Linked DNA regions of Homo sapiens: region 1 is linked to region 2. A link is a contact called in ENCODE Hi-C or POLR2A ChIA-PET data. All regions are on one chromosome and are shown on one strand. The core of a region is the stretch at or near the end of the contact, and the rest is flanking DNA. Distances in the headings are between cores, read along the strand shown.

Evidence for each region. A loop is a pair of places that touch in the nucleus more often than their neighbours do. ChIA-PET counts read pairs that join two places held with the same protein, here RNA polymerase II (POLR2A). Pooled maps may share reads with other maps.
Region 1: a map of dorsolateral prefrontal cortex shows a loop between it and region 2 (2.1-fold over the local background). The contact joins two enhancer-like sites. A Hi-C loop is called at or near these places in 1 of 168 maps with a recorded cell type or tissue (dorsolateral prefrontal cortex) and 2 of 50 pooled maps. POLR2A ChIA-PET finds 5 or more read pairs at or near these places in 1 of 52 experiments (T-cell).

Annotation. Positions count from the first base shown.
Region 1 is chr21:26,114,071-26,118,708 of GRCh38, reverse strand. The region is part of intron 1 of APP (amyloid beta precursor protein); the gene reads left to right. Among named protein-coding and RNA genes, the nearest start is that of APP, 54 kb to the left of the region's middle. Within about 2 kb of position 2,153, at least 11 of the 41 ENCODE cell types and tissues checked have a DNase peak (open chromatin) inside an H3K27ac peak, as active enhancers do.
Region 2 is chr21:25,996,961-26,001,792 of GRCh38, reverse strand. It overlaps APP (amyloid beta precursor protein), which reads left to right. Exons shown (of 18, transcript NM_000484.4): 7 at 1,611-1,778; 8 at 4,377-4,433. Among named protein-coding and RNA genes, the nearest start is that of APP, 170 kb to the left of the region's middle. RefSeq lists enhancers at 2,788-3,600, 3,601-4,414. Within about 2 kb of position 3,337, at least 5 of the 41 ENCODE cell types and tissues checked have a DNase peak (open chromatin) inside an H3K27ac peak, as active enhancers do.

The sequences.
Region 1 (4,638 bases), core at 904-3,403, 120 kb before region 2:
TAGTGGTGCACGCCTGTAGTCCCAGCTACTCAGGAGGTTAAAGCACAAGAATCGCTTGAACCCAGGAGGCAGAGGTTGCGGTGAGCCGAGATCACCCCGCTGCACTCCAGCCTGGGCGACTGAGCAAGACTCTGTCTCAGAAAACGAAACAAAACAAAAGACACACAGAAAAACTGTAAAGACAGAATGAAAGAGATGAACTTTTTACATCTCGCTCATTTCATCACATACTATATAGTATGTGTATGGTTTCATATATGTTAGTGTGTGTGTATGTATATATATGAAGTTAAAAGAAAACATTCACCTTTTAAGACTAAATGGACATTGACTAGATTGTAAACTGTTTTTGAGGCTAAGAGTTTGTTTGCCATGCATAAGGCTCTATTTTTTGTAATTCCACTTTTATATTCATTTATATCAGTCCTAGCAGTAGATGCCACTCTTACTGGGTCCTGCCTAAATGCATGCTTCAAATGTTGGTTATTAATTTCACGAGTAGTGAATAACAAAGACTCCTATTGAGGGACCTCTTGATTTCCTACTGGGCACCAGCAGCAAGCATGACTTACTGGCCTTCTTATGAGTGGGTAGGAGTTTTGGGTCAACTTGAGAACATCTATCCTTTGAGTAGTAAAAAAGCTTGGTATTAGGTTGGCACAAAAGTAATTGCGATTTTTGCACCAATCTAATATCAACAGAGGCCGTGAAAAACATCAAGGGAGGATAGCTTGTAATTAGAAGCCAGATCAACAGTGACCCAAAAAGAATTTCAGGTTTCCAGGAGTGAAATATGTAGATTACTCCTCTGAAAGGAATTGTTTTTCTCCTATTCGCTTTCATGGCAAATCATTTTTTAAGCCGAAACTCAAGCTCTGAAATAATTGTGTAGCAAATAGTGGCTGTGAATAGATGTGGCAACTCTCCACAAGGGTAAATAGAAACCACTTGCAGTTTCAGTCATCACATTTTATTTTTCTTTTTTAATAGCTTCTCTATTTTTGCTCACCACAAATACATGCACACACACACACAGGGGCAAAGCCTTGGAAAATTGCAATTTTCCATTTTAATTTGAGAGACAGCCCGGTCACATTAACAGAACCCTTGACGGAATAGGTTGAATTCCCTTCTCTGTCCCTATAACCCCATGGCCTTGGACATATCCTTACCTGGTGCCCTTTCCTCCCTCTTATGGTCCACTTTTGTGATTCTGATTTTAATTTCAGTTCTCTGTTAGTGATGAAATGAGCAACTGCAGATGTTCCGCTTACACTGGAAATACTTTTTTGGCATTTAAAAGAAAACCCTACAGATGAATTATTCCCCTGAAAGGGGTTCACTCAGATTTTCTAGATTATGATTCTAGAAAATAGTTCTTTACATTTGACAATGGAGAATTTAAATGTTTTAATATGAAAATGTAAAGCACTCTTGTGGGGTATAGTTGAATTATGCCCAGGTTAAGGGAATCCAGTATTTATGTCAGGAAACCATGGATGTGATAGAAATAGTATCGCTACAAAGCTGGGCACAGTGGCTCATGCCTGTAATCCCAACATTTTGGGAGGCCGAGGCAGGAGGATCACTTGAGGCCAGGAGTTCGAGACCAGCCTGGCCAACATGGTGAAACCCTGTCTCTACTAAAAATACAAAAATTATCTGGGCGTGGTGGCACAGGCCTGTAGTCCCAGCTACTTGGGAGGCTGAGGCAGGAGAATAGCTTGAACCTAGGAGGCGGAGAGGTTGCAGTGAGCCGAGATCATGCCACTGCACTCTAGTCTGGGTGGTGGAGTGTGACAGTGTATCCAAAAAAAAATACTGAGATTATGCAAGAATCTGACTCGAAGAAGTTTGAACTGATTAAAAAGTACCAAATACTTCATTATATGAGGCCAGCTATTTAGACTAGTCAGCGGGTGGTTCAAATGCAGAAAACAGATGGCTTTCATTAGCCAGAAACCTTAAAATTACATAAATCCACGGATGCAACTAAGCTATGGATCTGTGCCCTCTCCTTGCCAAACAGGACCTCTCAGCTAGCAAAACAGAGAGCTCCTTGTTCACTTTTCCCTCCTAGTTGAGACCCTGTTGGGGAGGAATGCTGCCAAGCCTGCTCTATAAGGAATTTTGATCTCCTAGATGATAACAGAGAGAAACTTTTTGGAGAAAGGGAACACCCTGTTTGAAAGGACAACAAGAGAACTTGTTCAAGAAGGTGGCTTTGCATTTAATTGAAAATTGTAGCAACTGTAGGCGTAGGGTTTCCAGATTCACATCTGCAGACTGGTCCAGATTAGGTATATATGTTTATATTCGTTTATGTTATCCCCTTAAGCCTCTTTTAAAGCCATTTCTAAAAATTGCTTTGGAAAGTCCATTTCACTTCAGTATTCTTTATATTGTGGCTCAAAAATATTTTTTTTCTGGTAACAAAAATATTTTCTTTCTGTTTTTAAGACTTGTAGCATTTTTAAGTTTGATATGTACGTCTCTGTAGTTCAGAGCACTTGGTAAACAGCCTCTTGCTTTTGAGGCAATTTATGAATGCTTCATTGTTTTTAGCTGGTTATTTTGTTCATTGTCAGGAACACTGTTTTCCCATGGGAAAGCATCTCCAGTTTTATGATGTCAGTGGCAAGTCATTCAGTTTACAAGAATTACCTTCATATTCAGTCTTAGAAAAGCATAGACCACAAACGGCCAGTTATATCACAGTTCTCATCTTTTAAATGTTGTCTTAGATTTTTGCAAAGTAATCTTAACTCACCTTAGAATAGTGTTAAGACATAAATAGAACTAAAATGTAGTAGTTAAGTGGTTATATTTCCCATCTACTAAGGTATTTATATTTCTTTTCTTTTAGAAAATAAAAATGTTTAAAAAATTAGGAATAATTATCTTTAGGATGACTTTGTAAGACTGTGCTTTTTTACTGGCAGCAAATACCTGCCAGATTTCAGGTATTTGGCAGGTAAATTGAATCTTAAAAGATTTCAATTTTAAGAGTGTCCATATTAACAGATCCTGAATAGGACCCTGTGTATCATTTATTAAGTCATTTCTTGGAGGCTTCACTCAGGAAAAGGGAGTTAACCCTTGGATGGCAATGTTTAATGTGGCCACATTTCCTTCTGGCTGAATGCCAGGGAGTGGCTGCGCTTAGCAACCAGGCTTTGTTTCATAAATGGGTTATTTGATGCAGGTGAGGATGCCGTGAGTTGTTTGTCTTGTTTTAATTCAGGGAGACAGGCATATGTAGTGAAAGCATGGAATTGTTTGCAGATGGGCTTCAGTAAGAATAGGAAGGTTTCTGGTTCAATTTGTATCTCCAAGCTAATTGCTCTGATTTCCATATACACATCTGGTGTTGGTTCGGGGGGAAAAAATTTTACTTGAGAAACATGGCTTTTGTGAGTTGATATTTATTTGTGAAGGGCCTCTTGTAATGTCAAATGTAAGAAGATCTATACACACAACCAATTTTACAATTTCTAATTCAACAGCTTACCCTATTATTGAGGATTCGCAGTTTAAATTATTAAATGATCTCCACTTGAAGAAAATAGAGCATGTTAATCATCACGATTCTCCAAACATTTATTTTTAAAGTTAATATTAAATCTCATCTGGTGGAAAACCTGACAGGAACTGAAGCATATATTTTCTAGTCTAAACTCTCATTGTTAAAATGAAGACAACATGAGACAGTTATAGCGCCGTAATCAAGTTATTTGAAAAAAATGTTTTAAAAATTACCACTTTTTGGTAGTCAACATACACACATATGCCAACAGATGGCATTAAAAAATGGCAAGAACATGAGACAATTATAGGGTCATAATAAATTTATTTGAAAAAAATGTTTAAAAAATTACCACTTTTTGATAGTCAGCATACACACATATGCCAACAGATGACATTAAAATAGCTGTAAAGTCAAGAAGCAGGGAGGATGACAAAGTGAAAAATAGAAGAAATCAAAGGAAGTTAAGTCAAAAGAGGAAAAAAAAATGAAGCATTTACTTGGTTTGTCAGGTAGGGTGATCCAGTGTATTTTGCCAAAAACTTTCCTGGTTTTAGCACCAAATGTCTCAGAACATGGCAGCTGATGACCTCCCTCACAGTGAGTGATCCCAGAGAGCAATGAAGAATTGTGATGCCCTTCATGACCTTGTTTTGGATGTTACACATCATCATGCCCTTCAGTGACCTTTCTGGTAGCAAAGGGTTTGTTTTTAAAAGAGTTGCAGCATCTTTAAGTCTAATATATACATGCTCGGAAGTTACACCATCATCACTTCTGCTGTACTCCATTTGTTGCACAGACAGACCCTGATACATTGTGGAGTTTCCCAGGGTCCATGAATAGCAGGAGGCAGGGACTATTGGGGGCCTTCTTGGAGGCTGGCTACCCTGGGGAGAGAAATTGTCAATTTCCTCTCCTTGCGGGGAGGAAATGGAATCAAGTGCATTTGTATTGACAAGAAGGTAGAACGCTTTCCTTAGACATTGTAATGAACAGATTGTGGATAAACAAAAGTACAGAGAGAGTTTGAGGCAGAGGAGGAGACTGTTTCAACAGAATATTTACCAGCTATGGTAAAGGCTCATTAGTGTCTCCGTACAGTTAACAAC
Region 2 (4,832 bases), core at 2,088-4,587:
TGGCAGTGGCTCACGCCTGTAATCCCAGCACTTAGAGAGGCTGAGGCAGGTGTATCACTTGAGGCCAGGAGTTCAAGACCAGCCTGGCCTACCTGGTGAAACCCCATCTCTACTAAAAATACCAAAAAATTAGCCAGGCGTGCTGGTACAAGGGTAATCCCAGCTACTTGGGAGGCTGAGGCGCAAGAATCACTTGAACTCAGGAGGTAGAGGTTGCAGTGAGCCAAGATTGTGCCACTGGGCGGCAGTGCAAGACCCTGTCTCATAAAAAGAAAAAAAGAATCTGTTGAATATTCCTAACTTGGAAGTAATGGGTGATGCGTGGCTTTCATCTTTTAGAAAGGTGTTTTTTCCTCTGTCAGTAAAACTAAGAAGACATCTGTGTGTGCTAAGGCGTCAGTCTAGCAAGGGCAGGGCACAAACCCAGAGAGAGAATTGGGCTGTTGTTTCACTTCCAATAAAAATGGGATATACATGGGAGGTAGAGTTATAATTCTACTCAGGATTGACTTTATACATGCAATTGGATGGGTCACTGATTGACTTTGAGGCAATCAGGGATGAGTGAAACTGATCTTGGGGAGGGTGGCAAGACATGTTGACAGGTAAGATGTGTTTTAATGTATAACAGTGCGTGGTGTGTATTAATCAGTTGGAGTTGATTGACTGCGTTTTATTGTTTGGAACATTCCTGCCCAAGGGTCAGGTAAATATACAAAATATACAAATAATACAGATTTTTAATACATAAATATCAATTAAGTAGCATAATTAAATAATACATTGTTATAGTTGTACTTAATGTGTATGTAAATATATACAAATAATACAGATTTTTAATATATAAATATCAATTAAATAGCAGAATTAATAATACGTTGTTATAGATGTACTTCATGCATATGTAATTAAATTATTAATGTATAATATATAAATACATATTTTAATATACAAATAAAATGGTCTTAAATCAGAGTTAATTTAAGACCATTTATATTAGTACATATCTTAATATACAAATGAATGGTCTTAAGTTAATGTCATTGAGTATAAGTCACATTTACAGATATGACATGTGTTTCCAGATAAAGTCAATGGACAGACAGCTTCCAACACTGGAAAACATTCAAAATATATGCAATTAATTTTATATTTGAGTTAAGGCAATCATTTATTAAGGAAAGCAATCAGATGTTTGTGAGGGCTTAAACTTTCGCTTCATAACCAAAGCAGTTTCCTTACATGAAAGTTGACTTCTTAAAAAGAGAAGTTTATTTTTTATAATGGAGAATTGTTGTGATGTGCAGATACCTTCCGTCATTTCATACTCATCTAAAAGCAGCCAAATGATCTTTTCACCTTTGGCCGGAATCCTTTTATTGCTACCGAGTCCTGCACTCATTAAACCAGATGACAGTGCATGCTCTGAGAGGTGTAAATCTCTAGTCCTGGTGGCCAGTTAAATTCCTCAGTAAATGTTTGGTAGATGCTGCCTAATAAACCAGTCCAGGTTGCCACTGGGAGGATTAAAAGAAGTAAACGTGTATACATGAACAGAGAGACAGTGCCTTTTCATGCTAAATGTGGTTCCCCACATCTCCTCTGATTAGAGGTGTGCTCTGAACAAGCCGAGACGGGGCCGTGCCGAGCAATGATCTCCCGCTGGTACTTTGATGTGACTGAAGGGAAGTGTGCCCCATTCTTTTACGGCGGATGTGGCGGCAACCGGAACAACTTTGACACAGAAGAGTACTGCATGGCCGTGTGTGGCAGCGCCAGTAAGTGGACCCTTCTTCGAGCCTGGCCACCTTTCGTCTCTCTCGCCACTGACTCTGCTTTTTGTAACAGATTGATTTTCCTGGTTCTTGGGAATGGGCCTGTTGCTACCACTAACCACATTTCTGTCCACTTCTCTAATTGCTCAGAGTCTCCGCAGTATGTTCAATCATGAGCACACCTCTCCGTCTTTCCCTGATAAAGCATGGCCATGGATGTGTTCTCTTCCTAGCTGTAGCACATATGTCTTGCAATCCAGAGGGACTTTTGAGTGCTTCTCTTTTAAACAAAGCTGGAGTGGCTGTTTTGTCTTCTGCAGCCAGCCGTTTCTGCAAATGCATACTTATGTGTTTGTCCGTGTACATATGTGTTCATGTTTATGCATGTGCACTACCTGTGCAGATACTGTCTACCACTGGAAGCCTGGCTGATGCAGCTTGAGTTGCATTGATAAGGTGTATGGCTGTGATGAATACCTTTAAGTTGGTTCATAACATGTCTTTTATTGTGCTGATGAGGGAATGTGATTGAATTGAGCTCATGCATCTCAAATGCCGGAGGGTAGAAGTGCCCGTCTTGCCCCCTCCGAGCTCAGCACACAGACATTTGCCAGGTCAAACTTCTGCTTCTTCTCTTGAAAGTAGAAGAAAACTTTTGACTTAACGTGAGAAACTTTCAATGACATAAGGCTCGAGGAACATAATTTTATTTTTTTTGTTTTTTTAAAGACAGGGTCTCATTCTGTCTCACAGGCTGGAGTGCAATGGCGTGATCTTGGCTCACTGCAACCTCCGCCTCCCGGGTTCAAGTGATTCTCCTGCCTCAGCCTCCCCAGCAGCTAGGATCACAGGCACATGCCACTGCGCCCGGCTAATTTTTTGTATTTTTGGTAGAGACAAGGCTTCACCATGTTGACCAGGCTGGTCTCGAACTCCTGACCTCAAGTGATCCACCTGCCTTGGCCATCCAAAGTGCTGGGATTACAGGCGTGAGCCACTGCACCCCGCCAGAACATAATTTTCAAAGTCTTTCTCTTGAACATTAAGCTTTTCATAATTCCGGGGGATAAAAATATGAAGTCATGATGACTTAAGTGCATGATGAAATTTTCCCCAAAGAGGTAATTCTCAGGAGGTCCAGTACCAGATGTGAGACTTCCATGTCGTTAACAGACTTCCAAGTGAAATTCCCAATTGTGCTTATTTATTTATTTATTTATTTATTTGTTGTTGTTGTTCATGAGTAGGAAGTATGAACTACTCAAGAAGTAATTATTCAGCTCAGCTTGATAACTAAAAATGAAACTCAATAACTGTGTATTACTTTTTTGAGAGACTCCTGCCTAATTCTCCGCTGTGTTGCAAGGGTGGCAGCCACATTTCCTGCCTGAGATTCCTAGGGATTATATAAATTGTTTTGCAGCAAGATCTTAGGATTAAGCAAAACAACAGAAGGGCCTGCACCATTAATACCCCCACTGTAAAGGAGCCCAGGATCTAAGAGGAATGTAATGGAAAAGCTCCTGTTGGTCTCCTGCCATCGCCAGTGAATGAGATGACTGCTTCAGTCCCATGTGTGAACAGGTGTAGGAACTGATAACCTCAAGGGCTTTTTTTTTTTTTTTTTCTGGCTCTGATTGGATGATTGCAGCTTCTGGCTCAAAGGACTCCCTTCTTCAGTTTCAAACAAAGCAGTCAATTAGGTCAGGTATTGCGAACACAATGGAGAATTCTGTTGCCTGCAGCCTTTGGAACAAAGGCCTTTTGTTACAGTGATTCTCACTGGTTTAGCCGGTGGGAGAGGTTTCCTGGCAGATTTGCAACTTTTTTCTCCCTTTCCCTGGGTGGATTCATTTTCTGAAATATCATGTATAGTTTTTGGTAATAAGAGATTTATTTGGTTTTAATTATTAGCAGTGATGAATTTGCTTCAAGAGATTAAAATTCTCTCCACCTCACCCCAGTACTGCCATCCCTTCACCTAACACTCTCTCCCTTTGATCAGTTTGGGCTGGGAGTGACCAGTGGGCACCTGTCCAGGTGTCCTGGGTGGCACACAGTTTGCTGAGGGTTTTGCAAAAGGTCGATGCTCCCAACAGAGATGTATTAGATGAGGCTAGCTATGCCTGATTTTAGAGGGGAAAGGTGACAGAATAATGTATGAAGAAGGCAAAGGCTGAAGATCAGTTAGATGGGTGGACAAGAATAAGTAGAGAGTATAAGCCTCAGCAAACAGCCAGAGCCGAGAGCCACATGCTGTCCTATGAATGAGTGAAATAAATGGAGTTTTTGTGAAAAAATGCATCGAAGGGAATTGGGGATATTTGGCACAAAAGGAGCAAGAAATCCTCTTCTGTTAAGAAACCTGTTGTTACTCGGATATACTATCAGAGACAAAATATCCAGCATTCTCAAATGTTAACTTCTTACGAAAATAGATCTTATGTTTATATGTTCATTTTGGTTTTGTTGGAGGGACCAAACCTAAGTGAGTGATTTTGTTTGTTAGGTTGTTTTTTTGTCAGTGGACTCGTGCATTTCAGCCATCATTCCCATGTTTCTCTTTTTGTTTTTAGTTATGTTCTCTTATTTTTTCCATAGTGTCCCAAAGTTTACTCAAGACTACCCAGGAACCTCTTGCCCGAGATCCTGTTAAACGTACGTTGTCATTCACCTGAGGGAAGGGAAGAGGGGAGGAGGATGCTGCTTGGTTCACATAACTCCAGCATCATCACCTTCTTTGCATGGTTTTGTGTTTCTTGAACACCTGTCTTAGTAAAATGTTTCTTCCCATTACCTTGCTTGTAATTACATCTGATTTTGCCAGACAGCTTGAGATGTTGGGCTAAGAACATCATTGACTAAGTTTCTTCTATTTCTGACCAATTTCCTTTTTATTTAGTCTGGTTTTATTGAATATTATATGGACAACATCATTGTATTGTATTTGCCATTACTATTTTATTTCCTAAAAGCTATCAGTGTAACTGAGAGCAGGCTTAGCCTCTCACTGCTTTTGCAGAACTGAAGAACAAGGGCTAGGTGCAGTGGAAGGAA